Regions from separate parts of the Homo sapiens genome. Here region 1 is linked to region 2. The links are chromatin loops, found by intact Hi-C in ENCODE. Cell type or tissue: heart right ventricle. All regions are shown on one strand. Each heading gives the region's core, and the rest is flanking DNA. Links, peaks and the distances in the headings are about the cores only. Region 1 overlaps DAB2IP (DAB2 interacting protein). Region 2 overlaps TTLL11 (tubulin tyrosine ligase like 11).

Region 1 (14,997 bases), core at 6,732-10,731, 250 kb after region 2:
AACTGAGGCCTGCCAGGGAGGGCAAGAGATGTGCCCCAGCATCCCATCTTTGATCTAGTGTTGCTGCGACACCCAAACCTCTTGGGTCCATTTCCTCATCTGAAAAAGGAGGAAGGTGGCTTGCTTCACCCAGAAAACACTGGCAGCCGGCACATGCTGAAAGTGCTGTGAAGACAGCGCCTTCACGGGGAGGTATTTCCCAGCCCTTTGAGTTGTGGGGGTGAAGGGATCCCCTCTTGAGACCACACGGGATTCAATGCCAGCCCCAGAACTTGGCACTCTGAGCCACTGGCTGGCATCTACCTCCCTGCTCCACCTGACCAGGCCCACTCTCGCAGCGGCCTGCCTGCTGGGCCCCTCCATCCCAGGAAGCAGGAGTCTCAGGCAGGGCCCCAGGCACATGCTGTCCTTCCCCTTCCTACCCAACCTTCAGCACCCAGCTTCAGTGCCCCTTCTTCCCTGAAGCCTTCCTGGGCTCCCTGGGCAGACAGCCATATCCAGGCTGTGCTGGGAAGGTCTGTCACAGAACTGGCTCCTTGTCAGGCAGGGGGCTCCTTGTGGGTAAAGTTGGGTCTGGCTGGCTCCAAGGTCCAGAGCCTTAGAGTTCCTGGACCAAAACCCCAACACACCAGCAGCCAAGGTCAGCTAAGCTCAGAGGGAACGGGAGGTCAGTGGGGATAGGGATAGCCCTCCCTCAGCCTGCAAACCCTGGTGACGTGGTTGTTCCCTTGGAGGAGGGACGAAGAAGGCCTGAGGGTGGGTCGTCAGGGCAGCTGCCTGTTCAAGGCCAAGTCCCAAGAGCAGCATTCCAATGTTCATTCCAGAGTCTCCGGGAAATGCCCCTGCCCTTGCTCTGTCCAAGTATGGGCCGCTTCCCCCATCCCTCTCAAGGTTAGGAGGCTCATCCTACCCTCTGTGGCTGCACACTGCTCCCCACGGCCCCAGCCGAGACCCTTCTAAACATGGCAGATCACTAGCCCCATGACAGCGCTCCAGGGACTAGAGACCCTTTACCTGTCCTCCATGGCATGGAATCCTTACTGCTCCCAGGAAGGAGGTGGCACCATGACATCCAGGTCACACACGGGACAGCCAAGGCCATGGCTAGGGTGACCTGCCCTGGACTCCGCTGCTACAGAGGAGCTTGGCCAGGGCATGGGAGGGCAGAGGGGAATGGGAGTTCCACTGGCCTTCTCCTGTCTAGACCAAAGCAGCACCCTCCACTGAACAAGCCACTCCGCCTGGCATGGCCTCACTCCTGTCCCTCCTCTCTCGCCTCATGGCCTGTAAGATAATCAAGTCCCAGATGCCTCAAGCTGGTGTCCGAGCCCTCCTGAAAGGCCCCTCGCACAAGTGACCTGGACTCTCCTCCCCAGCTACTTCCTGACAAAGCTGCAAACTCTTATCCTCCAGGGGTCCATGTCCAAGCAGTCTCCTGAGCCTGTCCATTCTGCCTCTCCCTCCACTTCTTTGCCAAACAAAGTCCTTCCTCAGTTTTCAAGGGCCAGCCCAATGTCACCACCACAAAGTGGTCCCTGGTCTCTCCAGACAGACAGCTCACACTACGCTACCTAAGCCCGGCTCAGGGCCACAATCTCCCACCTGTTCCACTTAATTCTCGTGACAATCCTGTCAGGACTAAAAAGGTGCACCCAGAAAGTTGAGGTGACCTGCCCAAGATCACATGCATAGCAAGTGGCCGAGTCAGATGTGAACCCAGTTCAGCGGAGTTCAAGACTAACTGCACCAGCCTTGGCTTGGCCTTTCCATCGTCCAGGGGTGGCCCACAGCAGCTGGGCAGCAGGGAAAGGTCCATAGCAGCCGGGCAGGGGGAAAGGTCCACAGCAGCCGGGCAGCAGGGAAAGGTCCACAGCAGCCGGGCAGGGGGAAAGGTCCACAGCAGCCGGGCAGCAGGGAAAGGTCCACAGCCAGCTAACCCACTAGCTGTGACCCACTCACTCCAGGTGGGGAAGGAAGGACCGGGGGATACAGGGATGGGGCAGCCCCTGCCCAGGGCCCAGGAAACGTGGGCACAAGGCACGGGGAGCTGCTATGAGAGACAGCGCCAGGGCCCAACAGCAGCTCATTGTGAGGGCTGGTGGCAGAACAATGGGGACACTGTCCTGGCTCCTGGGGCCTAGCCTTATCTGATAGCGTTCCAGCCAACCCACAAGCTGTTTTTCAACTCTGATCCTTTTTTCTCTTAAAAGGTCGGTGACACAAAAGCTCAGCAAACTCATTATTCCAAGGAGGGAAAGGACCCCAAACCGAAACTTACAGTAATTAAAAATCCCTACTTGACACAGCAAGGGTGTTCCCAACTATTGGGTGGGGGGAATTGAGAGTGGGATTGTTTGGTCGGAAAATAAGGGGCTCAGGGTCACCCTCCAAATCTCGAAAGCTCAGAGGGAGCTGCCCTGTGTGGCCCCAAAGGGCAAGGCTGGGACCAGGAGAGGCCACTTCCAGCTCAGTCACAGCTGTCCTTGAATGGGCCAGGCTCGTCTGGTTTTAGAGAGAGTGGGCTCCCTGTCTCTGAAAGTGTGCAAGCAGGAGCCGGGGGGCCCCTTTAAGACATGCTGCATGGCTAGGGCTGCCAGGGTAATGGGCTGGGCAGTACACAAAGGCAGGCAGTGCAGTGGGCCCTGGGATTAAACACACACACACACGCGCGCGCGCACACAAGTGAATGCTACAGAAATGCACCTGCAGCTGCGAGCGGGCAGGAGGACAGAGGGCCTAGTGTCAAGGGTGCCTGGCTGCAGAGCAAACCGAGTCTCTATTCCTTATGAAATATACAACCTTGGATACTTTAAGTCATTCGACTCTCTAGGACTCAGTTTCCCCATCCGTAGTGAGGATAACGACACACCTTCCTCATGGGTTGCTCTAAGGATCAAATGAGACCATGCAGGCGGGAGGCTCAGGAGGGCAGGGGTGTCAGTGACTCCCATCCATTGCTCATAACTGTTCATGCCTCTTTGGTCTGTTCCATTCGCCCACCTCATTGCCAGCCACGATGTCAGGAGCTGGAGACACAGCTATGAACAACACTGGTGAACGATGCACACGCTGCTATCAAGGCTGACATTTCTGGGATAGGTCACACTTTTGACAATTTGGAGTGACAAGATATGGACTTCCCAGGCTGTTTCCTGTTCCTGTCCCGTGACGACTCAAACGCTTTACGTTCTCCATGCCTCAGTTTTCCCCATCTGCAAAATGGGGATCAATCATATCTGCCCAAATGCTCTGGGATGCCTCAAATTTCTTTAAAAAGCCCTTCATTTCCTGAGGCGAAATGAAAGGAGAAGAAGGTGTGCCTAGCAGTGGGCAGTAGACCCCCGTGAGGAGGCCCCTTTAGCCCCTCTGCCTGGGACTCCCAAGCACAGCCATCTCCAGCCCCAGTCTCCAGCCCACCAGCCTGTGTGGTCCCAAGCCACTGTCCACTACCCCAACCAGGTCTGGAAGGAAGAGAAATCCTGGACAAGGTTTGTCTCCACAGAGTTGGTGCCCACCCAAAGGCTGGCAGGACCTGATGGTTCTGCAGTCAGGACTTCAGCAGACTCTCTAGGCCTCATCAGGTCAGAACATGCCAATCATGCTTCTGCCTGTCATAGCCAGGCAGGTCCAGAGGCTGTGCTAGAAGCGTCTGCCCACACTGGAAAAAAAGAGAGTCTGGACATGGTCACAATGAATGCACTGACCTGCTGGGAATCAAACGGCAGGACATAAACAGGGCAGCGCCCTGCCTAGTATGTCCAGCAGAGCTCTCTCCCCAAGCCCAGCCTTGCCCCGCTGGCCTGGGAACCGGCTGCTCAGAAGGCCAGTGCTCACTCCTGGCCCAGCTGGGATCCCAGGGGAGAGGAGAGGAATGCAGCCGCCTGGTGGCTCCCAGGGCCCTGGGGAGACAGAGCCTGTCCTAAAAAGGCAGAAAGGTTGGCTGCCCTGCCTGGGAAGTCTTCCAGGGATGACAGGGCCCAGAGGCGTGGTCCCTCTCAACCCAGGGTTCCCTCAGGCCAAGGTAAGGGGTAGGTCCTAGCAGTCACCAAGACCCAGTTGTGACGCCCCCATACACACAGAACGCCCTGGGCTGTGAGACAGGGAGACACGTGGCCTTCTGCCCTCACCCCTGGGAGCCTGTGCTTCCCCCCACATCACAGGGCTGAGCTGGCAGAGGAGGGTCCACACCCTGCAACCAAAACAGGAGGATGGGACAGCTCATGCTTGCTGTGAGGCCTGGTGTCCCGTGGTGCCCAATATAGGCTGACTAAATGAATGACACTGTGGCAGCCTGGACCTAACAGCCACTTACTAAGCACCTACCATGTGCCAGTTGCAGGTGTTCTCACCAAAGTACAAACATCATCTCATGGCCTTCTCCCAACAACTCTGCACAAAAGGCAGCACTGCCCCAGAAGAAAGGGAGAGTGGGTATTCAAGCTCAGGTCCCACAAGCCCTGGCTCATGGGGCAATACATGAGCCAGTTAATCCAAAAGGCTCAATGGAAGCTTTAGGACGTTCTCTAAAGAGGAAACTGAGGCTTAGAGACAGGGAGTGGCTTGGCTAGGTCACATGGTCCAGAAGTGAAAGCTGGGGTTCTAACGGCCTGGTCACCCTCTGTGGGACACTCTTGGCACCTACCTCACAGTGAGTCAGGCCTGGAGGCCAGGCATCCAATCAGCCCAGCACCCCAGCAACGGCCCGTTCCTCTCCCTGAAGGAGTCTTTGGTCTCTATCCCAGCTGTATCTAAGGTCTATCACAGACCCTGAACGAGTTTCCTCCCCCTTCTAGGTGCCATTTCCTCACACGCTGAGCTACTTCAGAGAAAGCCACAAAAACCCTACGTCAACTCCCTAGAACATAAGGGACCATAAACTATCATAACTGCTACCAACACCACTACCATCACCTGTAATAATGTAATAGCAACATCTCACTGCTGCCTGGGGTGACTTGGGCCAAAGCTCCGGAGAGACCAGGGATTCGAGAGGGCGCTGGTACTGGCTCCTGAATGAGAGGCAGCCTTCAACATCCTCTCCCCGTATAAACTGTGCAAGCCTAATGGAGTTTTCAAAAAACATTCAGGAACACATTTACCTTTCCACATCTTATTTCTTTCTTTCTTTTTTTTTTTTTTGCGGGGGAGGAGGGGTGCAGAGAGAGAGAGAAGAAACAAAAAACTTTCCATCTAATCCCCCAAGTCATCCTGCAGCCTGAATAATTTCGGGTTTTTAATCAATAGCTGTCAGACTTGTCAAATTACTTTGGGGACCGCAAAGCAGTTTTTAAACATTCATAAACCTCAGCAGAACAGCGAAGTGCCCTGAATTTTAAAAGAAGAGCATCTAGGCCGGGCGCGGTGGCTCACGCCTGTAATCCCAGCACTTTGGGAGGCCGAGGCAGGTGGATCATGAGGTCAGGAGATCGAGACCATCCTGGCTAACACGGTGAAACCCCATCTCTACCAAAAATACAAAAAATTAGCTGGGCGTGATGGCGGGCGCCTGTAGTCCCAGCTACTCGGGAGGCTGAGGCAGGAGAATGGTGTGAACCTGAGAGGTGGAGCTTGCAGTGAGCCAAGATAGTGCCACTGCACTCCAGCCTGGGCGACAGAGCGAGACTCTGTCTCAGGGGAAAAAAAAAAAAAAAAAGCATCTAAGGAACACTCATTGACGAGGGTGAGTGGTGGGCAAATCAGAAGTGAGCTGTGGGCTAGCTGCCCCTGCCCCTCTTGCTTCTGAGCAGGGACAACCCTGCAGCCCTCCCTGGCCTGTAGGAAAAACTATCAGGCTTAGCCTGGCTGCTCAGAAAGTTTAGGGAGAGTGACAGTCCCCCTACCCCCAGCCCCAGGAAAAGAGCCCAACCTCCCTGCACAGCACCTGGGGCTCCAACCCCAGCCACAACTGCAGCAACTCTGAAGCTCCCAAGCTCTAGAGCCCACCACAAACATGCTAGCCCACTGCCCTCCCCCATCTCTCCACTCAGCACCACTCCTGAGAATGTTTCAAGGCCCTGACCCATGCGTTCCCTCTCCTTGAGCTCAGTCTGTGCCTGGCTCCTCCTCACATGTGAACACACCCATGCATCATGGCCTGAGTGGGACTGGTTTCTAACTGGTCCCTGCACCCCACCCGGGACCATAAATACCTCCAACAGCCACCTCAGGGCCCTGGGGATGCGAGACCCAAGTGGGAAATGATAATGAAACAAAAGAATAAATTAGCTGAAAAGCGAGTATTTCCATTCTCCAGGAAGTGCTTCCCCTCTGGCTTATCTAATTCCTCCCAGCTCTCCACATCCAGGAAGCCCTCCTTAGCTCATGCTGGGCCCCCCCTAGAATGCGGGGGCAGAGGCAGCATCTTCTTCCATCTCATCTCCTCCACCCAAGACCTGGGCGCCATGCCACGTTACTTCCTGGGACCAGGTGGGCCATTCATGTTGGGGTGATCTAGGGATGGCCTCCTTCCCTCATCCTTGAGGGCCAGGTTTCCTGCCTCAACCAAGGACCAGCCATTTGTCCGCAGAGCCCCAGCTCCTGGCACTATGCTGGTTGAAGGTGGTAAGCAGGCATGGTTCCTTAAAAACACACACACAAAACTCTGTGACTTTGGTCAAATTAATTAACCTGTGTGCCTCAGTTTTCTCATCTGGAAAACAGGGACACCACCACCTTTGGCTGTAGGGCTCAACTGACCTGCAGCGAGCTCTCCATACACAGCCTCAGTAACCAGCCCTGGCTGCCCCCATTACCATCCAGGCTGGGCTGAGACTGCCTTCCCGGGGCATTCTGTCCCTTCCCGCACGCCCTTCCTGCCAGCACTTCTCTGGATGCTCCTGGCTTCTTCCTGGGCCCAGGACATTTCCAAGATCTGTCTCTCACTCTGCCCAGCAGATCCTTCCTGACTCTCCCCCCACAGCTGAGCTCTCAAAAAGCCCCTCTGCCAACTGACCCCAGACCACCTCACCTGCTCTACCCCCTTACCTCAAGAGCAGGCTCCAGAGTACAGGCCGTTTTAAGCAGGAATCTGAAAGACCCCCATTTAAGAAGAGATGGACAAATCTACGAACAAATGCTGGCACCCTAGACTCCAGCCCCAGTGGTCACTCCAGCTCAGCTATCTCTTCAATTCCAGCCACCATTTGGGACAGAGGCTCCCTCCTTGTTGGCAGCTTGAGCTCAGAGAGACAGAAGAGGTGAAGATGTGAAGGGAAGGAGCACTGGGCCAAAGGAGTGTGGACCTCGGATGGGCCTCTCCTGCACCTCAGCATCCTACCCCGTCAAGTGGGTTGCCCTTGCCTCCTGGCACAATTTGCTGAAGATGTATCATGCTAAGGCACCCCACCCCCCACCCCCGCCCCGCCCCAATCCTGGGCAGAGTTGATCCAGCCACCAGCACAGCCACTGAGCGCCTCCACTATGTCTGCAGGAGCATGTGGGGCTATGGGCCTAGGGATGTCAGCTGCCCATTCCTCCCAAAGCCTGAGGTCTGGAAGTCTGCGTGGGGCACCAGAGCAGCTGCTTCTCAGGCTGTAACTAGCAGGAGACAACCAGGAGTGTTCAGCAGCAGCAAGACAGCAGGAAAGTGGCTCTCAGTAAGCCACAGGGTTCCAGGCCACTGGCACGGGCAGAAACTCAGACACCATGTCAAAGAAAACCAGGAGTGTGGCTGCTGAGTTCCTCCTGCTGCCAGTGACCATGCACCAAAGCCACCTGTGGCTCTCAAGTACCTGCTCACCCACCACACCACAGTGAGCCCACATACCTGGGAAGGGCACGTAGGGCTGTCTCTGCACCTCTGACCCTCACACAGCTAACTGCAGCAAAGAATGAGGCTCTGACACCTCCAGGGGCTTCCCAAGGCCAGTGTGTCAGACTTCACCGTCTGCCCTTTTCCCCCACATTCCACACTGGCTGACTCCAGGCTAAGCTAGCCCTGTCATCTGCCACCTGGCCCACAGGATTCCAACTGAGAAAGCAACATACTTAAAATCCAGCTTCCCAAGCTACGTTTCCAGGTCCCAACCCAGCCATGCCAGCCCTGCTTGGCCCTATCTGGCTCATCATGCTAAACTGCACGCCTCTGCTCAAGGGGTTGCACTCCAGCAGCCTATCCGTCTACGCCTGGCTCAAAGGCCACCACCTCCACAAAGCCTCCCCCAGAACTGACAACTCCCTCCAGGGTTTGCGCCTATGCACACGCCCTCTGCTCTGAAGCAGAGGCTCAGAGAGGTCAAACAGCTTGCCTGAGGTCACGATTCACAGGCACAAGGGTGGAACAGGACACCTGGCACTTCGGCTCTAACTTCAAACTCTCTTCACTGCCCGTCAATGCCTCAGGTTTTCACCAAACCTACAAAAATCCTATGACCAAATGCACCAACTTTTAAGTAACTACAGGAAGCCTGGGTCACCAGAAATGTACTGAGCCCTGCCTTTGTCACCTCCTGGGTGGCTGTCTGTAAAACAGTGAGGACACCTACTGGCAGGCAGTCTCATCCGCCCCCAGCCGTGGCAATGAAGGCGGTTAGGACCAACCTGCACTGAGACTTGGCTGTAACAAGCCCAATCCTTCCTCTGACTTTTTTTCAGAAATGGGTACTTGCCCAGTAAAGACGCTACCACACCAAAGTGATCTGGCTTCTGACAACTGTTTCAAATATTCAAGCAGAGCCAAAACACGCTCCTGGCCCAGACACAGTCTTCCCAGTCTCCCACCCGCCTCCACCCCACCCAGTGGGCCTGGGCCCCATGGACTAGGGAGTGGAAGCAGGAAGGGAGAAGAAAAAACAAAGTTCTGCTGAGGAGCTGGGGCAGAGATACCATGGCCCCCAAACCCCAGTGCAGCCCCACCCAGCCAGCCAAAGGTTCGGCCACTCAGAGCAAAGGCCAAGCTCCTCAGCTCAGAAAACTTGTCAGCAGTCCCTGGCATTTCCCAGTTCTCAACGGAGCACACCACAGGGGACACCGCGCCTGGGGGACAGAGCAACTCACACTGGGCTTCCTCTTATTTTAAAAACTAAAAACAGCAACAGTGCTCTTCTTGGTGTCCCGCTTTTTCACAGGTCCCTCCTAACCGTTTCTACATTCTGGGCCGGCAGTGGATGTCTGCGTAGAGGGGCAGGGTGCTCCGGAGTCCCTCCTGGGACCAGCTCCTGTGACAGTCACTCACTGAGGGTGTCTGCTGCCGCCCAGCTCATTCAGGTCTCCCTGGGCTCTGGGGCTGCCTCCCTCCTGGCTTTCCCAGCCTCTCTTATTCTAAGCTCCGCTCAGGCCACTCACCATCCCTCAGCATAGCCACCAGGCTCGGGAAGCCGAGTGGCCGGGCGAGCCTTCCTGCTGTCCGCTGCTCCTGGCTGGCCCCGGCCAGCCTAGCCCCGCCCTGATCCCAGACATGCCACTCCAGCCCTGTCCGCTGGGACTAATCATGGCTAGTTCAACAAAGGCTATGTTCCAACTCTCTGTAATGTGCTTTTAAAGGGCCAGTGTCCTACTTGGGCCTGCTGGGGTCTTAAAGGTACAGGTCCCTTTTTCCTATACAGGAAACAGGAAAGAAAAAAAAAACAAAAAACGAAACTCCAAAATTCATGATCAGGTTAGAGGCCCTCGGCTTCTGAGGAAGATTTTAGACACAATGAACAATAGTAAAAATTCAAAGTCCACGAAGGTCCCAAAGAGCTCAAAAACAAAACAAGGAAGCTAAATCTCAGGAATAAGAGATGAGATAGCAGCCCTCTTTGGGCACTATGTGCTGGGCACAGCACTGGGTACTTTGTGGCCCAGTCTCATTTGTTCCTCACCACTCCACAGACAGGCATTACCATTGCCCCATCTTTCAGATGAGGAAGCTGAGGGTGCAAGGGCTCCCCAGCTCGCCAGGACTTCATGCAAGTCAGCTGCAAAGCTGGGCCACACCCCGTGAGGTCCATCCCAGCCAGAGTATTCCTCCCACCTGCTCCCTCCACGAGGCCCTGACTGCTCCATCCCACCTGGACCACAGGCCCCAACTGCTCCACATCCTCCAGTGTCTCTTCTTCATGATGAAGAAAGAAGGGGGCAAGATGAGGAGTCTCACCTGTCACAGGTGCCCCACCACCAGGCTTTCAGTTTGAGCCTCAGAACCCTGTGGGGTCGGGTCTATCTTTTCCTTCATCTTCCAGATGAGAAGACTGGAAATCATGGCTTCTGACACAACACGAAAGAAGAGGAACACTAGGGGAAGGTGAAAGCAGAGAAAAGCGGGCAGTCAGAGGGAGGATGCGGGGAAGAAAAGGCAGGTGCAGGGAACCAAGGCAGATGGGGGCAACCGTCCTTCCAAGCCCAGGACTCAGGCAAGCTGGCCGAGGCCCTTCCACTGTCCACAAGAGTGGAGCTTCTCCTGGGGCAAGGGTGGGCAGGGCCTGCCTAGTTACTGGAATAGGAGTGGGATGGGGAGAGGAAGGGAAGAGAGACTGGACTGTCTGCGTCTCAGCACCTGGTCTACGGCACCCTCAGAGAAGCGTGGGCCATTCTGGCACCTGGAGTGGCTGGGCCCACAGTAGGTGCTGTGTGGCTATCTTCTTTTTTTGAGATGGAGTTTCACACTTGTTGCCCAGGCTGGAGTGCAACGGCGCAATCTCAGCTCACTACAACCTCTGCCTCCCGGGTTCAAGTGATTGTCTTGCCTCAGCCTCCCGAGTAGCTAGGATTACAGGCATGGGCCACCACACCTGGCTAATTTTGTATTTTTTTAGTAGAGACGGGGTTTCACCATGTTGGTCAGGCTGGTTTCAAATTCCTGACCTCAGGTGATCCACCCACCTTGGCCTCCCAAAGTGCTGGGATTATAGGCATGAGCCACCGTGCCCTGCCCAGTGTGGCTATCTTTGGTCAGAAAAGCCAAGGCCAGGAGGCGTCTTCAGGTCCAACTCCACAGGGGCTGAGTCATTCAAGGATTTAGCACCCTCACTCTGTTTCTGTGATGCCTGGAAGCCAAATAAGTTTCAGAATGTGTAGCCTGATGGTAAAGAAAATGAGCTCTGAAGCCAGGCTATGTTCAAACCCGGACTCTGCCACTTGTAACCTGTGTGGTCTTGGACAGGTTAAGTCACCTCCCTAGGCCTCTCTGTTTCCTCCTCAAAAATGGACATAATATTATTTACCTCATAGGATTGCCGAGAGGATACAGAACAAAGCCTTGCTGAGAGTGAGCGCGTAACAAAAGCCTGCTTTCAGCTGGGGTGAAGGAAGCTGCCCCAGGATAGCTGGAGGCACAAACAGGAAACTAGCCTCTTGGGTAGTGACTGTGGCCAAGTCATTTCTTTCTCTCAGCCTGTTTCTTTCTATAAAAGGACCCTCAGTGATTTCCAGGCAGGATCACCCCTCTGCCACCTTCCAGATGCCTGCTCCGTCCCATAAGGAGACAAGGACAGAAGGTGAGAAACACTGAGAAAGGCTGGGCTGTGGCCCAAATCCTTTGAGGCCTGAAAACAACCTGTCTCGGCTACCCAAGCCCAGACTAAGCAAGTCTGCTGGGTGAGTAGGAGGGGCAGAGCAGGAGGGAAGCGAGAGCCTAAAGCCACACAGGCTGTCAGGAGGCAGCATAAGTGGCTTTGCCTCTCCGGGAGGGGCCCTGCCTCCAGACCTCTCTGGGTTTGTCTTCCATGCTCACGTGTGGTCATGGCATGTGATCCGGCTGAGCTCACCTTACCTATGGGGAGTTCTGCATCAGCCATAGGGCCACCCTACACGCCTGTTGCAGAAACAGCCTCCCCAAAAGCTACAGGCTTTGCCGCAAGCATCCCCAAGGTTTGACAAGGTTCAAGGCTTGCCTCATCCTATCTTCCTGGAGCCGAATGCATCTGGTGCGCATGTGGGGAGAGGAGGGGGTGTCGAGCATCAGAGGAAACAGGTGGGTGGGAGGCAGAAGGAATGCCTTGGAGCCCTGGCAGAACATCTGGCCACTATTCTTGAGAGGTAGTAGGAGACCTGGGTGCCTTAACCTCCACCCTTACTACCTCACCCCCAGGATTAGTCAGTAAGAAGAGGCCCAATTTGGGGGTTTTGCAGGCCCAGGCTCCAATTCTGGTCGTGTCATTTAGCAACTGTGGAACCCTGGACAAATCCTTTTACTTTCCTGAGTCTCAGTTTCCTCATGTATAAAATGAGGTAATACACTATCCCCTGCAGATAACAGATGTAAAAACACTGGTTAACCAGGAAAAGCATTTAACAAAGCAACTGGGAACCCCAAACTCAAATATCTGAGTGCCATTCATTCAACAGACACTGAAACCCACCAGGCGTCTAGCAGACATTATGTTATCTCCAGCTGTGTATGCCAACCCTGCACCCTCAAGCCGATGCATTCTGAACCCTCCCCAGAGCCAGCAAAAAGTCTTGGGGCAGGGTTGTTGGGGGTGAGGGTTAGAGCTCCTGGCCACCAAAATATTGTGTAAAACATCTCAAACTTCTCCAGAAGCCAAACACATAAAGGAGCCTTCCAGAGAAATACCCTTGGTGTAAAGGAAGTCTAGCTCTGCTCTGGGAAAGACACTTGAGGTAAGCCAGGCTCCAGGATACTCTTATTTAGGGGCCGTGGACCCAGAGAGACTGGTGTAAGGAAAGGGGCTGACGGGGGGAACACAGGGTCAACAGACTCAGCATTCAGTCCAAAAACGTGACAGGGCACAGTGAGCAAGCCTTCCAGAGAGTGGGTGGAGAGGGCTCAGAGAGCTGGGAAAGATCACTGTGGGGGGCCTATCGGCGCTCCTGAATCAGAATCTCCAGGCTGAGATCCACTGGGTCAGCTGCTGCTGGTAAACCTACGCTGTGGACAGAGAACATTCAGGCCCCTCCCTGGCCCTCCCCTCCTCAACATCCTGGGCCAGCTGGGTCCTCACGCACTTCTTTGCTCACTGCTGTCCCCGCCACCTTCTCACCTCCTTTTCCTACTCAACACACCTGTCTGTTCCGACCCCACTGGGTCTCCTTGAGGACACCAAAGGCCTTCATGTTGCCAAAGTCAACCAGTTTCTGTGCCTTACTACCCCGTGAACCCAGGCCACCCTGCTCCAGCTTTCCTCTGTTCTCACAGGCTGCTAGCACCTCACCTCCTTTCCTCCCAGTGCTGGAGCTCCTCAGGGCTGTTTCGGAGACACTTCCTTAGCACAACACTTTCCTTTGGTGATTCTTTCCACTCCCATAGCTCTAAATACCTCCAGCATGCTCACGACTCCTAAGTGCATCCCCAGCCCTATCCTCCTCTGAGCTCCGGACCCATGTGTCTCCATGCTTGCCTGACAGCGCCTCTGGGACACCTCTCGGAGCTTCACGTCTGAAATGTCCAGCGTGGAGCCTCAGTAGCAAAGCCAGGAGCCCTTCCTTTCCCTGGCCTTTGGAATCCAATCCAACACAAATCCTGCTGCTACCCCCTCTGAAATCCCTCATACCTGTTTACTCCTCTCCATCTTCCCCAGGCAGCCTGCTGTCCGGGCAGCCTCCCCAACCACTGGGCTTCCCCTTACCCCTACCAGGGGAGTCAGAGGGACCCTTCAGAAATGCAAATCAGATTACTGAACTCCTCACCTTAAAAGCCTTCAATTACTCCCCACTGCACTGAATAAATCTGAACTGCTACCCAGGTGAAAGACATTGGCAGTCATGACCTACCTACTCTCTGACCTCATCCAGCAACACCCAACGCCCCCCACCACACACACCAAAGTCTCTGTTTCCTGCTCAAGGACTTTGTACTTGCTGCTCCCTAGGCTAGGAGTTCTTGCTCCAGCACACTCTAACAGCAAACTGGCAGGCTTCTGGCATCTTCTGCAACTCAATCCTTCCCTGACTGCTCCATCTACAACAGGTCCTGCCCTGCCCCCATTACTCCCTAGTGGAACACTTGGCTTGTTTCCTTCATAGCATCTTGCTCATGCAGCTAGCAAATATTTAAGTGCAAACTATGTGCCAAGCACTATTTAGGCACTGGGAACACAGGTGCTGAACAAAGCAGACAGAAATTCCCTGACTCACATTTCAGTAGGGGAACTTCACTATGTTTCCCAAAGCAGAATCACTTTGTTTCTCTGCTTATTTCTTATCTGCCTCTCCCATCACAAGGTAAGCTGTGTGTGGCCAAGCTCTACGTGTTGTATTTCTGTGTCTTAAGAGAGGGTCTGACACAGTATAAGAGCTCAGTAAGTCCTGATGAAATCAAGATGCAAAAACAAAGACCAGAGCAGCCAAAGAACCAAACCCCAAACCCTGAGAGACACAAGAAATCAAGAGCCAGGTCTTGAATGCCTCCCATGGCGTCTCTCCCTAACCCTGGGGACCTCAGGTGGGAAGGAAAGCTTCTGTGACAGCCCAGCCTTCTGGGGTCAGACAGAGGCACATGTGGCAGTTTCGTTTAACTGCTCTGGAACAGGTGGATGACTGCAGGCCTGAGAAGTTAGGGAGGCTTCTTGAAGAGGCTAGATCTGAACAAGGCCAACCCACAACTCCCTCCCAGATCTAGGGAGGAGGAAAACACATTTGTGTTTTAGGGCTCTGATGTCTGATGTTCTTTGCTCTAGCAGGAAAGAAGAAAAAAAAACCCTTTACTTTTATTAGTGTCTGGATCAATAAAAGTTTTAGAAGTAAAGCTTCCCTCCTGCAATACTAACTGAGAGAGAGAGAGACAGACATGGATTATTAAATCTGTCTCAGAGAGGCAGGGCTGGGAGAGCGCGAGGGCACAGGGGCACCGGCAGTTTCCCCCTCACCTGTGCTGGGAGCCTCTGGCTAAAGGCCCTCATTAGCCCTGCAGCCTAGGGTCAAGGCCCGTTCCTCACAGCTCACCCACCAAATGCTGGTTCCCTGAGCCTAGGTCAGCAGCCAGGCCGCTGGACACCCACCTTCCAGGTGCCCCACAACCTTGCCTGCTTGGCCTTCTCTGAGCTGTGCCCTAAAGCTTCCCCCCAGCCCACCTCCCCACCTCCAGGTTGGAAGCTCCAGGAGGGCAGGGCTTGCTTCCCT
Region 2 (14,997 bases), core at 4,514-8,513:
ATGGATGGATGGTGGTAATGTTTACTGTTAGAGGGAACACAGGAGGGGTAGATTTGAGAGAAAAGACAATGAGCTTAGTTTTGGACGTGTCATATTTGACATATCTCATTGTATGAGTCTGGAGCCCAAGAGAGGTACGCTCCAGAGATAGAGAGTGGGGAGTTATCTGCTTTTGGGGCATACTTTAACTGAAGTCCAGGAAGTGGTTGGCATCACCCAGGATTAGCGTTTGAAGAAATGTCACCTGTGATCCTGGATAGAACATGACAGCATTGAACCAAATGAGACAGAGGTGGGTTCCCATAAGCATTTACTGAGTCCGCCTCCATTAAGGCTCTTCCAGTGATAGCTGGGGATGTAGTGGGCAAGAGAATCGAGGGATGAGGGAAATACTGCCCCTGTCTTCAAGGAGTTAGCAGTGTAGTTAACTCTGCCACTTTTTTGTAGGATCTTGGAATATGGGGAGAAACCTCTAGTTACAAAGCCTAAAAATGAAAATTCTGGGTCGGGTACAGTGGCTCATGCCCATAATCTCAGCACTTTGGGAGGCTGGGGCAGGAGGACTGCTTGAGCTCAGGAGTTCGAGACTAGCCTGGGCAACATAGCAAGACAATAAACAAACAAACAAATGAATAAGTGAATGAAAATGCTATTGCCTGTCTTGTAGGATTAGATCTCATGTATACATATTGACGTGCCTAGTGCACTGCCTGGCACTGATCAATACTGCAATTGCTCAATACTGCAATTGAGCAATACTGCTAGTTTAGCGAAAAGAGCACTGGGAGGGAGGGCACCTTGTTTGAGTGTTGCAAAATAAGACATTGATATTCTTGCATTAAAAAAAAAAAAGTTTAGGCTGGGTGCGGTGCCTCACACCTGTAATCCCAGCACTTTGGGAGGTCGAGGCGGGTGGATCACTTGAGGTCAGGAGTTTGAGACCAGCCTGACCAACGTAGTGAAACTCCGTCTCTACTGAAATACAAAAATTAGCCGAATGTGGTGGCGGGTGCCTGTAATCCCAGCTACTCGGGAGGCTGAGGCACGAGAATCGCTTGAACCCAGGAGGCGGAGGTTGCAGTGAGCCGAGATCACGCCATTGCACTCCAGCCTGGGTGACAGAGCAAGACTTTGTCTCAAAAAAACAAAACAAACAAACAAAACAAAATGAAAAAAACCCTAAGCGACTTAATGTGTAAATTATGGCAGGACTGCAAGGGACATAGGACTGTGGTGTGGGGAAGGAGGAAAAGCTGGGCCCAGTGATCTGAAGCGCCTGTGACTATAACCAGTCGTATACATTCGGAAGTGAGCTGAAGATTATGTAGCCAGTTCATTAGCAGGAAATCCTCACTATTGGAAAAACAATTTTAGCTGCAAGGGGAGCTTACTCAGCAGTGGAGTGTTATGTTCCAGGCAGGCTCAGCTGTGATGTCTTCTGGGCTCTCAGTAGGAGACCTGGGGGAGGAGAATGAGGCTGTGGGCCAGGGAGACGAGGCAGGCTGTGGGCTGGACTCTGATGGGGTGGCCCCCAGGAGTTGGGAAATGAGAGGCTGACACCCAGGCAGACCCAGGAAACAGCCGAGTCTCAGGAGACGGGTCCCAGCCACCCATGGGCGAGCACTGGAGGATAGGATAGGATAGGCAGGAGCTGAGACTCCCTCCAAGTAGGTTGGAATGAGCCTCACCTGGGAATCTGATCACTTAGGAGGATGATCAGGAAACCAAGGCAGCCTAATACAAATTAAATGAAATGCTAAAAATAGTACCATAAGAGGGAGTAAGTAGCTTGGCCAAGGTCCTACAGCTAGGAAGTGGCTGAGCTGAGATCTGAACCCAGGTCTGCCTGACTCCGAAGCCCACGCCCTCTCTGCAGCTGCTGCTTGCAGACACCCAGTATGTGGACTCGGAGGAGGTAAAGGGAAGCTGCAGTCTGAGGGCCCCCACGTGCGCCTGTGTCACCCAGGGTCCTTAGGAAGCTAGGCTTTAGGCCAAGCAAGCTGGGCTTAGAACCCACATGGTAGGGGAATTAGGTGGGGCTGGACAGAGGCTGGCTGGGACTGCACTGTGGGGAAGGAGTGGGGAGGCCAGGCAGGGCTGACTCGCCAGGCTGTGTTCTCACTCCCCTCAGCTCCAGCAGTTAGGGGCAGGGTGTGAGAAGGGACCTGAGAGGAAAATGGAGAGTCTCACGGTACGACGGCCCTTCCTATCAAACAGGTTTCAGTGTCCCGGGCGTGTTCTAGAGAGGCTTTTTTGTTGCTCACTAATGATGGGTAGATTATGGCTCACAGAAGGCTGCTGTTCTCCAAAAGCAGGGTCCATTAAGTTGCATTGGCAGCAGGCTGGCATTGGGGTAAAGCATGTGGAGAGGCTCTTCCTTGCCCCTCAAGTTTTCTGAGCAGAAGCACCAGCTGCCTTGAGCAGCCGTGTGATGCTGTGTCCACCTCCACAGTGAACTTGAGAACATCTTCAAAGAAAGGGCAGCGTGGCCCAGAACTGACGCTTTACTTCCGCCTTCTAGCTAGATGACTGTAGATTTCTCACTGGACTCTCTGGGCCTCAATTTCCTCATTCTCCATAGAGTGGAGAGTTGGCAATTACATAAAGTAATATCTTTGCAGAGCATCAAAATTTATAATAGCAGCAAACAAATGTGTTCAGAACGAGAATGAAAGAGAGTACTTATTCCAAGGTTTCTTCTGAAAGATTTCTTCAGATCCCTGAATTAATTATGGTAGAAAGAGCTTAGGGTTGGATATCAGAAGATTTAATGTATTATTTAGGTTGGTGCAAAAGTAATTGTGGTTTTCACATACTTTCCCTAATAGTTCTGGTTCTGCTACTAGCTGTGTGGCCTTGGGCAAGTCTCCTTGCCCCTTGGCCTCAGTTTCTTTGTTTATAAAGTGTGTACGTGTGCATGTGTGTGCATGTGCTCGCATGTGTGTACTCTATACATGTGTGTGCATGTGTGTGTGTGTCTGTGTGTGTGTGTAGTGATGATTCCTTCCTGGACCTCAAAGGGCTGGTCATGAAGATATGGGGAAGCTCAATATGGAGAAGGACTTTGGGAAGGAAAAGATGTCTGTATAGAGGGTTGCAGGCCAGTTCTCAGAGGGAACTTCCCAAGGGACCATAGATGATGGGCAGGAGCTTTACAGGCAAAGAAAGGGCAGGAGGTCGGTGGAGGTCCAGGGAAAGCCGGTGTAAAGGCATAGAGGTGAGAGAGGACAGGAGGGAAGGGCAGGAAGTGAGACTGCCAGGGTGCATTGGTGCTGGCTGCCAAGGAAGGGAGGACCATCCAGGCCACTCGAGGAGTGCATGCAGGGGGTCAGCCCCAAATCCTCAGGGGTAATCGATGCCACTGCCCCAGTAAACTCAGGATACTCATCAGTGATAAGCCGAACAGGGTGCTTTCTTTGCTGCTTAGATTTTCTTAACTGGAACTCTTCAAAAGCCAGGGAGTGCTGAAAATGTTTGCCTGCACAGTGGCAGGCACTACTTCTCACGGGCCCGTGGTTCCCGCGCTCACCACGGAGCTTGAGAGGTCTGTTCGGATACCTGTGCTCCAGTTCGAGGTATGCGCCATCTGAGTTTAGAGTCTGAGTCTCATCCCTGTCGGACAGCAGCTCTTATTCTTTCCAAGCTTGGGAGAGTTGTTGTATCAGAATTAATCATCTGTAGGAGATATCGGACAACCTGGCCTGGTTCCGATGAACAGTAGAGGGCTTGCGGGATATTATAAAGTCCTAAATTAGCTCTGTCTGGAGTCGTGCAAATAATACTCATTAGATGAAGTGAATTCCTCCTCTCCTTGTCCCCACTTTCCTTCAATGAGACCTGCTCCTCTCCCTGTAGTCCCTAAATCTGTTAATGGTAACATCACCCCTCCCAAAATTGCTGAAGTCCCAAACCGTGAGCTCACCCATGACCCTTTCCTCTCTCGCCTTTCACATCTGTCCAGTCACCAGGTGCCCTGATTCTACCTCTTCTCTCAGCTCCCTATTTCAACCGCATTGTCCCTGCCCCAGCTCAGGCCTTTGGACCTTTGATAGCCTCGGGTCCTTCCTACACCTGGTTTCATTCCTTCCAAACTATCTTCCTCCTGGGTGCCCTGGTGATGCGTGGATGCATGTCCCTCGCCAGTTGAAACTCCATCCTTCGCCTGCAGATCGAGTATAAATACAGGGTGTTTGGGGTCTGTTCTGCCCGTTCCAGCCTCTGGCTCCCAGGTGCCCTCTTCTTCCTCTCTATCCTGTCTCTGGATAATCTGGCCCATTGCGAGGGCCTTGGCCATCCTTGGGGGCCTGACGACCCCAGATCTCTCTCCCAAGCTCCAGACACATTTCCCAGGGACCACAAACCTCTCTAGGTGCGTGCCCTCCAGGGTCCTCTGTGCAGCTCATCATCTTCCCACTGCCTCCCCTCTGCCTTTCCTCATTCCCTTATATTCCCTGTGACTACCTAGACATAGGGGGATTATCCTTTATGTTCCTGTCTCTCTCTCCCAGTCATCCAGTTTTGTTGATTTTAGCTCCAAAATATTTCCCAAACCTCTGTCCTTCCCTCTGACTCCACTGCAGCCTCAGTTTGGACTTTTCCTGTCTGCCCCAGACCATCCAACCACTTGGGTAAATTTTCTATGTGACAGCCTGAGGCATCATCCCATAATACACATCTAATTAAGTTGCTTTCTTCTCAAAACCTTTCAGGGAGTCCCCATCATTTTAGGACATTGCTCAAACTCTAAACCAACATTCAAGGGCCTTCCCTATGAGACTCTTACTTCCTAGCTAGGCCTGATCTTCCTCCATCCCCTTCTCATACATCTCTCATTCATTCTGGCATGGGCTCTGGAATCTGCCTGCCTGGGTTCAAATCCTGCCTTTGTGACCTATTGGCTGTGTAATCTTTGACAAATTACTTGACATCTCTGGGCCTCCCTCTCCCTATCTGTAAAATAGGATTGTTGTGAGGATTAAGTGAGATAATACCTCCAAAGTGCTTAGAACAGTGCCTGACCCATAATAAGTGCTCAGTAAGCGTGTGCTAATGTTATTATTATTATTCGTGGTGGTGGTATTATCTGGCCCCTGCCAATCTCACTAGTGGGATTTCCATGTGCATACCCCCTCCACCTCTTATGTTCTCCAGCCGTCGGAACTATCTACAGTTTCCCAGAAGTGTCCTGCCCGCTCCTGCCTTCATAACCCCCCACCGAAGCAGCACATCATCTGCCCAGGTCCTTCCTTTCTGCCCCACTGCTCTGTCTCCCACTCTGCCCCAACAGGCCATTCTTGCCCTTTCCATCTGGCCCTAGGTGACCTCACTGCAGACTGCCTTCCATCTTAAGTGGACTCAGAAATTGCCCTGAACATTGAGGTAGGAATTTGCCCTGGGTACCAGGCTCATATCCCTGAGGCTGGCAGGGGCTGGCCCTGCCTCCTGTCTGGCATGCACCGTGTGACACTGATTTTGTCTACCAGAGGCTTGTTTTTGCCTGAGATCTGTAGCGTGTACCTGTGACATCAAAGGTCTGAGTTGCTAAGATTGGATGCAAATCCACCTGAGTGACAAAGGACTGCCCTAACTGGTTTTGACTTCCCCAGTATTGCAGACACAGTATTTCTTCAGAAATTGGCCTCTTACCTGCCCCTCATTGCTAATAATGTTTTGTGGCTTGATATTCTAGTTGCTGAATTTCTCCCTCCAAACATTTTAGCTTGCTTCCTCCAAATGCCCTGCTGATTTCCTCAAATGCATCATAAATCTCAGACCCAAATCTCCTCCTCTTATAGATCATCCCAATGTGCTGATCCCAACAGCACAGCAGGAACTCTCCGACGTGATGAATGCCACTTGTGTGTTTGTAACGCAGCCTTCGACTGTGGTGATATCAAGATAAATCATGGTTCAGCATTTGCTCGCTGGCGGAAGCCAGGGACCTTAGTCTGACCCCTTTATTTTATAGGTGACTACAACAAAGCCCAGAAAGTTAGGTGACTTTCTCGAGGTCACACAGTCAGAAACAATTGGGACTAAAATCCAGATTTTCTGTTTTTCACTATAGTACTATCTCTAACTTACCAAAAGCTATGACTTAAAAAAATTAAAAATTAATCTTAAAATTTTGGTAAAATATACATGACAAGATTTACCAGATTAACCATTTTTAAATGTACATTGTATGTATGTTAAGTGTACAGTGGCATTAAGTACATTCACATTTTTGTACAACTATCATCCATGTCCAGAACTTATTTTATCTTGCAAAACTGAAACTCTGTACCCAATAATCATTAATTCTCCATTCCCTCCCACCCCAGCCCTGGAAAACACCATTGTAATTTCTGTCTCTATGAATTTGACTGCTCTAGGTACCTCATATAAGTGCATTCTTACTTACAGTATTTGTCTTTTTGGGTCTAGTTTATTTCACTTAGCATAGTATCCTCAGGATGCATCCATTTTGTGCCATGTGTGAGAATTTCTTTCCTTCTTAAGGCTGAATAATATTTCATTTGTAGTGGTGTTTCTTTAAGACCATTTTAATGTCTTAGTAGAGTATCTTACTGCTCAGTAGTGTTGGAATTTTGAACGGGGTGACTTTCCCAGTAGCGGTTTCTAAATGTCCACTAGGGGGCAGTAAAAGCCACATAAAGTTTTCAGTAGGCCCGCGGAGTGCCAGGCAATTAGGCCACCACCTCCTCTGTGTATCTCTTTCAGCCATCCGTGTATACCGTTACAAGGTAATGGATTTCAGGTCCAACAGCAGGTTTGGATAAAACTAGAGATACCATCAGTTGTAGCATAAGCGCGAGTCTTCCTCACACTCCAGCTAACACCAGTGCAGAATACTTCATTCAATATGTTGGTTTCAGATGGTATTTTTATTTAATTCACTTAGTCTAGTGATTCTCAGACAGAGTGCTCATCAGAATCACCTGCGGTGATTTTTCCAGAATACACATGCCCAGGTCTCATCTCAGATCGATTAAATCAGAATTGCTGAGGCTGGGGCCCAGGAATATCGATGATATTTTCATTCTGGTCCATGACTTCTTTTTAAGAGCCAACGTGTTACTTTTTAACTTTAATAACTGCTGGGAAAGGGTCATTCTTGAATAAACCTCAGAGGAGAGTGAATATGAATTCTGAAAAATGTTTCTCTTTTTAGGGTAGTAGTGGCGGAAGGGTCTGGTGGCTATGGGAACCACGTTCTGAACAATTGTGAGGGTTTCCTGTAAATCACACCTGCGCTTTAACAAGCAAGGAACCCAGACAGAAGATTTGAAACTGGGGCAGTCTGGCCAACTCAGGATCTACAGATATAGTTCCTGGATGGCCATACTCAGGGCCAAAATCTTTAGGGTGAGGCCAGAGTACAGACCTCAGTGCTGTCTGATACATTAGGAGGATCTTTCCTACAGTAAGCGGAGGAACAAGAGATCTTCAGTTTTATCTTAGAGGCAAAAATGGCACCGCAAACTTGAGGTGGGGTCGGGAGACCTCAGTTCTCATCCTGACCATACTGCCAGCCAGTTGTGGGACCCAAGGGAAGTCACGTCACCTCTCTGAGCCTCCGTTTCCCCCTTGACTTTTGAGAGTACTGGGTGATGATGATCCCTGAGGATTCTTCTAGTTCTAAAAATTCAATGATTCTATGAGTATTAATAATCTTGATTTGTATGGCACTATTCTGGCAAAGAGCAGAAGTATTCAGGAATCCAATGAGTGACGGAGACTATTGACCAGGTAGTTTAATTTATTTAAGGCATATACATGGAATTCAAAGGAGAAAATATTGCTCTGGATAATATATTGAACTGTTAGTGTCTTCGGCATAGCAAAAGCTTTCCAGAGGGAAAAATTTCCCATCAGTGCAAACTTGACATTTTTCACTTCCTGGTCCATAACTGCCATTTGTCCAGCACACTTATATTTACTGTAAAGGGCCAAGTGTACGAATGCTTTGGTTGAATATTAAATAACTACATAAACGTCAAGGTCACAGTTGCAAGAAAGCCTCAGTGGAAGGCCCTGGGAGGCTTGCATTGATCTCTTGTGAAGTTCCATTCTCGGATCCTGCTGACAAGGGGAAACAATTGATGTGGACCATTATTAAGGCTTTAAGTGTTTCTCCATTGTTAAAGATCTTTTACAAGCCCAGAATAAGTGATAGTGCCCAAGGAATTGGCAAAAGCTTTATTTAGAAATATAGGCTGGTCAAAGAGATAAGCGCAAGGCACAAGCCAGAGTGCAGATGTCCTGGCTTGGGCTTACACAGCAAAGGTGGAGAGCTGAGAGGAGTCTGTCACTGGGGCACCCACCAACTCAGCCTGCCAGGCACTGCTGTCAGATTTCAGAGGGGAACTTTCACACCAGAAGCTGCAGAGAGCATGGATCCCTCTTTCAAATCCACCCTTACATTTCCTCCAGCTTCTCTCTGCTTGTGAAAACCTCCTCTCCTGCCATTTCAGTCCATCCGCTCTCCATAGCTGCAGGAAGCACCTCACCAGCATCAGGGGCAATGGGGCGAGGATGAATTATGCAGACCCACAGGTCCAGATCGACTATCTGGACTGGTCAAGTGCCTGGATAGTTAATTATGTGAGTGTTCTGCTGACCTGGAGCTGGGAGGAGAGCAAATACTGTGGACGACGGGATCTTGTTTCAAAAAGATCTCAACAGATGGAAGGATTGGTCAGGTCTACCAGATGAACTTTAGAAGGGATGTAAACATAAAACAAACATTTCCTGTGCACTAGCTCAGCTCTGTGTTTGGTGTTGCGCTTGGCCCTTTGTACGTTTTAGTTTATTTCATCCTTACAACGACACAGTGAGGGTAGGTGTCTATATCCCCATTTTTAAAGTGAGGAAACCAAGACATGGTAGGATAGAGGAAGGTCCAAGGGCTTCAGTCATCAATCTAGATTCCAATCCCAATTCTGCCCCCGCGTTAGCTGGCAAGTCACTTCATCTTCTAAAAAGAGTGACAGCCAGGCTTTGGATTGTCTTTTATTTCTCAGGTTCTAGGTCCTTAGCCTCTTGCATTTATGATTGCATTTAATCCTCAAAACAACCTTTCTCCTATTTCACAGATGGAAAGGGTGTAGATAACTTAAGTCACTTGTCCAAGGCTGCAGGGTAAGGAGCAGGGCCAGTGTCTGAGCCCAGGCCATCTGACTCCAACACCCATGCCCTCAGCAACTGCTGTACCCTCTCTGTTCCTGACATAAAAAGACACAACCATATTTTCTGTGAGGGTTAGATGAGCTAATTAGGTAAGTGCCTGATATAGTGCCTGGCATTTCACAGGCGCTCATAAATGATATTAGCTCACCATCATTATCATTCTCAGCACTATTATTAGTTATATGACCTGTTCAAAGTGGTAGCTAATAACTGGCGAAACAGGATTTGAACCCAGGTCTTGTGACTGCCAGTCCACTACACTCTCCACCTCGCTCTGGAGCACAAGACTGGGGACAGTCCTGATGTCACCATCTCAGTACCTTGTGCAGTGTCATCTCCATGGAAGATGCTCAGCCCCTGCTCAGATCGGCAGGGATCATCTTGTCACTCATTCACCACACATTTGCTAAGGCCTTGCTCTGTGTTAGGGATCCAGAGGGAAAACAATATAATGTCGGCCATCCTTTTTTCCCCCTCCAGGTTCAAATGGTGAAAGACGATGACCCCTCCTGGAAGCCCACTTTTATCGTGAAACCTGATGGTGGTTGTCAGGGTGATGGAATCTACCTCATTAAAGACCCCAGTGACATCCGCCTGGCAGGGACCCTCCAGAGCAGGCCAGCGGTGGTCCAGGAGTACATCTGCAAACCTCTCCTTATCGACAAGCTCAAGTTTGATATTCGTCTGTATGTCTTACTCAAGTCCTTAGACCCCTTAGAGATTTATATAGCCAAAGACGGACTCTCTAGGTTTTGTACCGAGCCATATCAGGAGCCCACCCCCAAAAACCTGCACCGCATCTTTATGCACTTAACCAACTATTCACTGAACATCCACAGCGGCAACTTCATCCACTCGGACAGTGCTAGCACTGGCAGCAAAAGGACTTTTTCCAGCATCCTTTGTAGACTGTCTTCCAAAGGCGTTGACATCAAGAAGGTCTGGTCTGACATCATCTCCGTGGTGATTAAGACGGTCATCGCGCTGACTCCAGAGCTCAAAGTCTTCTACCAGTCAGACATCCCCACGGGGAGGCCGGGCCCCACGTGCTTCCAGGTAACCATTGCCAGTTCCCAGCCTGCGTTTCCAGCCTTGACCGGCCTCAAGAGGGCTCTCTGGCTTCGTGTAGGATGAGTGATCGGGGTGGGATGGCCAGAGGAGGGGACAGTGTTGGTGGTGCTGTGGGCTTGGGTGTTAAACCTGGGCCCAACTTCCAAGCTTTCTGTTTGCTCCCTGTGTGATTTGGGGCAAGCTACTTCCCCTCTGTTACCTGTAAAATGAAATGAAGAATACCTATCTTAAAAGGTTCTTGTAAGAATTAAATGAGATAACACATGTAAAGCAGAGTTTTACATTCATTCGTTTACTCATTCATTCATTCACTTACTCATTCAACAACCTTTGCCACATGCTTAGTAGCGGTCAGACATTGTCCTGGGTTCTATTGAGACAGCAAGTCAGGGCCTTGCTTGCTGATGCATAGAGTCTGTTGTGAGAGACATATAATTTAAAAAGCAATGATTATGGAGGGTTTTAAATGCTAGAGTAGAATAAGAAACGTCTGAGGTGCTGAGATCGTGGGGCCACGTAACATTCTCTGGGCGGGAGTGGCGTGGTCAGGGAAGGCTTCCCAGAAGAAATAGCAGTTGAACTGAAACCTGGAGCGAGAGTTAGATGAAGCAGGAGAAACTGGGTAGGGGTAGGGGAGGCAAAGGGTTCCAGGTGGAAATGTGCTGAAGCCAGAGGGGTGAGTGGGAAGCAGGAGGCACTGGAAGAGGTTGAGTATGGTTGCTGGGTGGGGTTTAAGGCAGAGATGCGGGGGAGATGAGGGAAGGTGAGGTGGGAGAGAAAGGTAGGGGCTGTGTCGAGAGCCTGGGTATTGGTTCGGGGGGGTGGTCCCTGGAGAATTTTAAGCAGGGGAAAGATGCATTCCAATTTGTATGTTTCAAAGAACAGTGTCTACAGAGTAGAGAACACACTGAGACAAGGCTGGAAGTGGGGAGGTCCCTAGGAGACAGTTGCTTTCACATAAGCTGGAGAGGATGGTGGTATGGACTGGGAAGGTTGTGGTGAAGGTAGGGGGGATAGACAGATCTGGGTGCCAGGGAAGGAGCAAGAAGGGCTCAGCTTGGTGACTGGATGAGGCTGGAGAGAGAGGAGAGATGGTGGCAGTGAGGGCAGGGAGAACCTGAGGCTGATGTGCAGGTGGCTTGGGTACTTGCATGGATGGAGGCCCCGGAAGAGGACCAGGCTGTTGGGGGAAGGTTGGGAGTTGGACTTAAAGTGCCTATGTGACATCCAAGTGGAGAGATTAAGGGGACAATTGGCTATTTGGAGCTTGGAGTTCAGGAGACAGAGGCCTGGGTTGGGGACAGAGATGAGAACTCATCAGCAAATGGTGACCAAAGAGGGTGACGAGAAGACTGAGAAGACACCTGTGGGAATCACATTTCACTAAGGGAAAGGCAGGGGAGGGGGAGGGAGCCAGGAAAGGAGGCCAAGAAGCAGTGTCTTGAGATAGAATAAATATCAGGAGAGAAGGAGCCGGAATGGCAAGGATGAGGTGCCTGGGGAAGCAGACAGGGTCAGCGCTTCAAATGCTGCTGAGACGCCGGGCAAGACCAGCACTGAAACTGTCCTCTCCACTCGTAAGGAGTTGACTGGAGACTTCAGTGAGAATTGTCTTCAGCAGAGCGATGGAGCCAGGGCCAGAGTCTGGTGGACTCAGCCAGAGTGTGGGAGGGAAGGGAATGAGGCTGGAACATTCTTACAGGCCATTCAGCTGTGACAGTGCAGGGTGGGGAGACGTGGTGTCCAGACACTCCATAGGTACACACTTTCCTGCCCCCAGATCAATCAGTGTGGGTAGGAGGAGAGAAGAAGGGGTACCTCTGGGACCCTCTCCATCTAATCCTTAAAGTCATTTTGTAGCATTTGATATATATGAAAAAAGAATACATGGAACATACTTGTAAGCCATGAAGCCAAACAACAAAATGATTATCTCAAACCTTCCTCCCAACCCAAGATCTCCAACTAGTGTGTTTCTGCCCCAAACCATGTCCCTGCCCAGCCCTGGGGTAGACATTACCCTGAATTTTATGTTGATTATTTCCTTGCTTTTGAAAATACTTTTATTAGGCATGAATGTATCCCTAAACAATATATTGTTTTGTTTTGCTTGTTTTTGAGTTTTATAAAAATGCTATTATAAAGTATGGCGTCTTCTGCAACATTCTTTTCCACTACACATAAGGTTTCCAAGGTCCACCCATGCTGGTGGGGGTCGTGGGTACTGCCTCATTTGCACTGTTATAGATTCCATTGTGAATATGCACAATTTATTATCAGTTCTTCTGTCAAGGAACATTTGGGTTATTTCCAGTCTATGGCAAGCAGGTGACAGGTCTCTTGGGACAAGAAGTGAGAACGGAGGGAGTGGGGCAGTGTCTCTAGTGGATGGGGCATTCATTCAACAGCAGAAGAGGAGGCTGGTCCCAAAGTGCAGCCTCAAACCCAGAGAGGACACCCCAGGGGCTAGGCGCCAGCCAGCAGGATTTCCAGGCAGGCTGGCGGCACCTTTTGGAGGGCTATTCAGGCCATGATCAGTACCAGGAAGGGGTAATTGCCACCCAGAAATCTGTCCTGAGAAACTGGACCCCTGGCCTTTGGTTCCCAGGGAGGATGCACAGCTCAGCCATCAGGTAGGTGGCTTAAAACATTAGAAAGGAGAAAAGGGAAGAACTTAGAGGTAGGGCCAGAGAAAACAAGTCCTGACGTAAGCCATCAAAAAGCTAGGGTCAAGGAGATAAGTTGCAACGTGGACACGTCCAGGGGTCATCCCGGGGGACCATGTGGTCAGATCTGTTTGACAATGACAGCTATTCTAGGACTATCATGTGGGCCCGGCATGCAGAGCCAAGCCACAGAGCCCTGGCTTGGACCGAGTGGCAGGGTGGAGGGCCAGGCTGGTTGTTTTGCTGCATGTCTTGCTATGGACAGGCCACATGGGGCAGCCATCAGTGGGGCCCAAGCTGTGGGGAGCTGGTGGAGGGGGCAGACAGGGAGGGAGCCACTGGTTTGGACAGATCATGTCTGCAAGTGGAACCACAGTCTTGGGACTGTTTCCCACTGCTTGACCACACTAAATGCTTCCAGGCCTGGGCCAGAGGAGGAGCATGGGGGGAGACGCCAGGATCAAGGAAGCGCTTTTCCTCTTCCCAGCTGTGCGAACTTGGGCATGTTTCTTCACCACTCTGAGCCTCTGCTTCTTTCTCTGTAAATCACCTACGCTCACTTCCCTGCCTGCCTTTTATTGTGAAGTAATGTGGGTGACAACACTTTGACAGGGTATAAGGTGTTAGATATTTGGAATTTGTCTTACCATACATTTCAGATTCCCAGTCATTAAGGGAGAAAATGGTATCCTTGGGCCGGGCGCGGTGGCTCACGCCTGTAATCCCAGCACTTTGGGAGGCCGAGGCAGGCGGATCACGAGGTCAGGAGATCGAGTCCATCCTGGCTAACATGGTGAAACCCCATCTTTACTAAAAAAAATTACAAAAAATTAGCCGGGTGTTGAGGCAGGCACCTGTAGTCCCAGCTACTTGGGAGGCTGAGGCAGGAGAATGGTGTGAACCCGGGAGGCGGAGCTTGCAGTGAGCCGAGATCGCGCCACTGCACTCCAGCCTGGGTGACAGAGCGAGACTCAGTCTCAAAAAAAAAAAAAAAAAAAAAGAAAAGAAAATGGTATCCTTTTCTCCTTGGAGCCCTCTCTTACTTTATTCTTATCACTTGTAAGAACACTTTTGAGTTTGGGTCTCACATACCTGAGCTGACTTGGAACCTAGAGATTAAGGGACCCGGTTAGGTTCTGCCATTGACTTGCTGTGTATTCTTGTATAAGTCACTTAACTTCTCTGTGCCTCATCTTCCTTGCCTACCTCAAAGGGTTGTTGTCAAATTCCAATGAGATAAAGATTGTGAATGGCTTTTCAAGCTGTAATGTTCCGTGCAGATAGAACACATGACTTCTTTGCCACACAGCCCCTCTCGCTTGTTGCCTGGGCTTGACTCAGATTGCAGCATTCCAGAACATAAACTCTAGCCAAAGAAATTACATTTATCTTAAACATGTGACGGTGACCCCTTTCCAATCATAGCCACAATAACTACTTGGGAAATTGTGATGGCACAGAGCAGTTGCGGGCACTGCTCAGGCTGTGGGCAGGTTTCCTGTAATCTGCTGCTGAGGAACGTGGCTTCCCTGTCATTCCAGCCTGTCCCCTGTCATTGCCTAGGTAGCTCCCAGCAACATATCCTCATGTCAGCCTTCTTGAGGGTACCAGTGTGACTCTGACTTATACAGCAAGGCCTGTCTCAGTGTAGATGAATCATATGGCAGAAATAACACATGCAGAGGAAAGGCTTCCAGCTCAGCTTTCAAGAACGTTCTTTCCCAGTTCCATTGCTTGGTCTGTATCTTCTTCTAGCTCCCTGTATCTAATTATCTCCTTGGCCATGATCCTTTTGCTTAGATGCCTGAAGGAGATGCTCTTCCTAAATCCTAAGATGTTTCTCCTCTTTATTCTTTGTTTTTTTGACCTCCTCCTTACCCTTCAGCCAGTCACCCCAAGGGAAGAAGGCCAAGGAGCAATGCAGTGAGTGGTCAAGGGCTTGGATTTGGTTCTTAGACGGCCTGGGTTTGGGCTAACCCTGGCACCTCTAGCTGGTCTGCTTGGCAAGTTAACAATTCTTAGTCTCAGCTTCCTTATCTGCAGTTAGAGACCATATTTGTACCTCCCT

Evidence for each region. A loop is a pair of places that touch in the nucleus more often than their neighbours do. Peaks named below come from ENCODE experiments on the same cell type or tissue, not always from the same donor. Only the 100,000 strongest peaks of a DNase experiment are listed, where the experiment ranks them.
Region 1: a loop joins it to region 2, with 8 times the contacts of the local background. A loop is called at or near these places in 61 of 110 quality-filtered maps.

What each region holds. Positions count from the first base shown.
Region 1 is chr9:121,738,000-121,752,996 of GRCh38, reverse strand. All of the region lies in intron 3 of DAB2IP (DAB2 interacting protein), which reads right to left. Among named protein-coding and RNA genes, the nearest start is that of DAB2IP, 94 kb to the right of the region's middle. RefSeq lists enhancers at 63-563, 3,962-4,485, 9,636-10,335, 14,352-14,997. In heart right ventricle, for the core only: a CTCF peak has its summit at 8,477; DNase peaks (open chromatin) are centred at 8,496, 8,918 and 9,346; H3K4me3 peaks cover 2,336 bases; H3K27ac peaks cover 4,000 bases.
Region 2 is chr9:121,984,446-121,999,442 of GRCh38, reverse strand. It overlaps TTLL11 (tubulin tyrosine ligase like 11), which reads left to right. Exons shown (of 9, transcript NM_001139442.2): 4 at 9,673-10,248. Among named protein-coding and RNA genes, the nearest start is that of TTLL11, 100 kb to the left of the region's middle. RefSeq lists an enhancer at 13,206-13,707. In heart right ventricle, for the core only: a CTCF peak has its summit at 6,629 (motif pointing right); a DNase peak (open chromatin) is centred at 6,672; H3K27ac peaks cover 705 bases.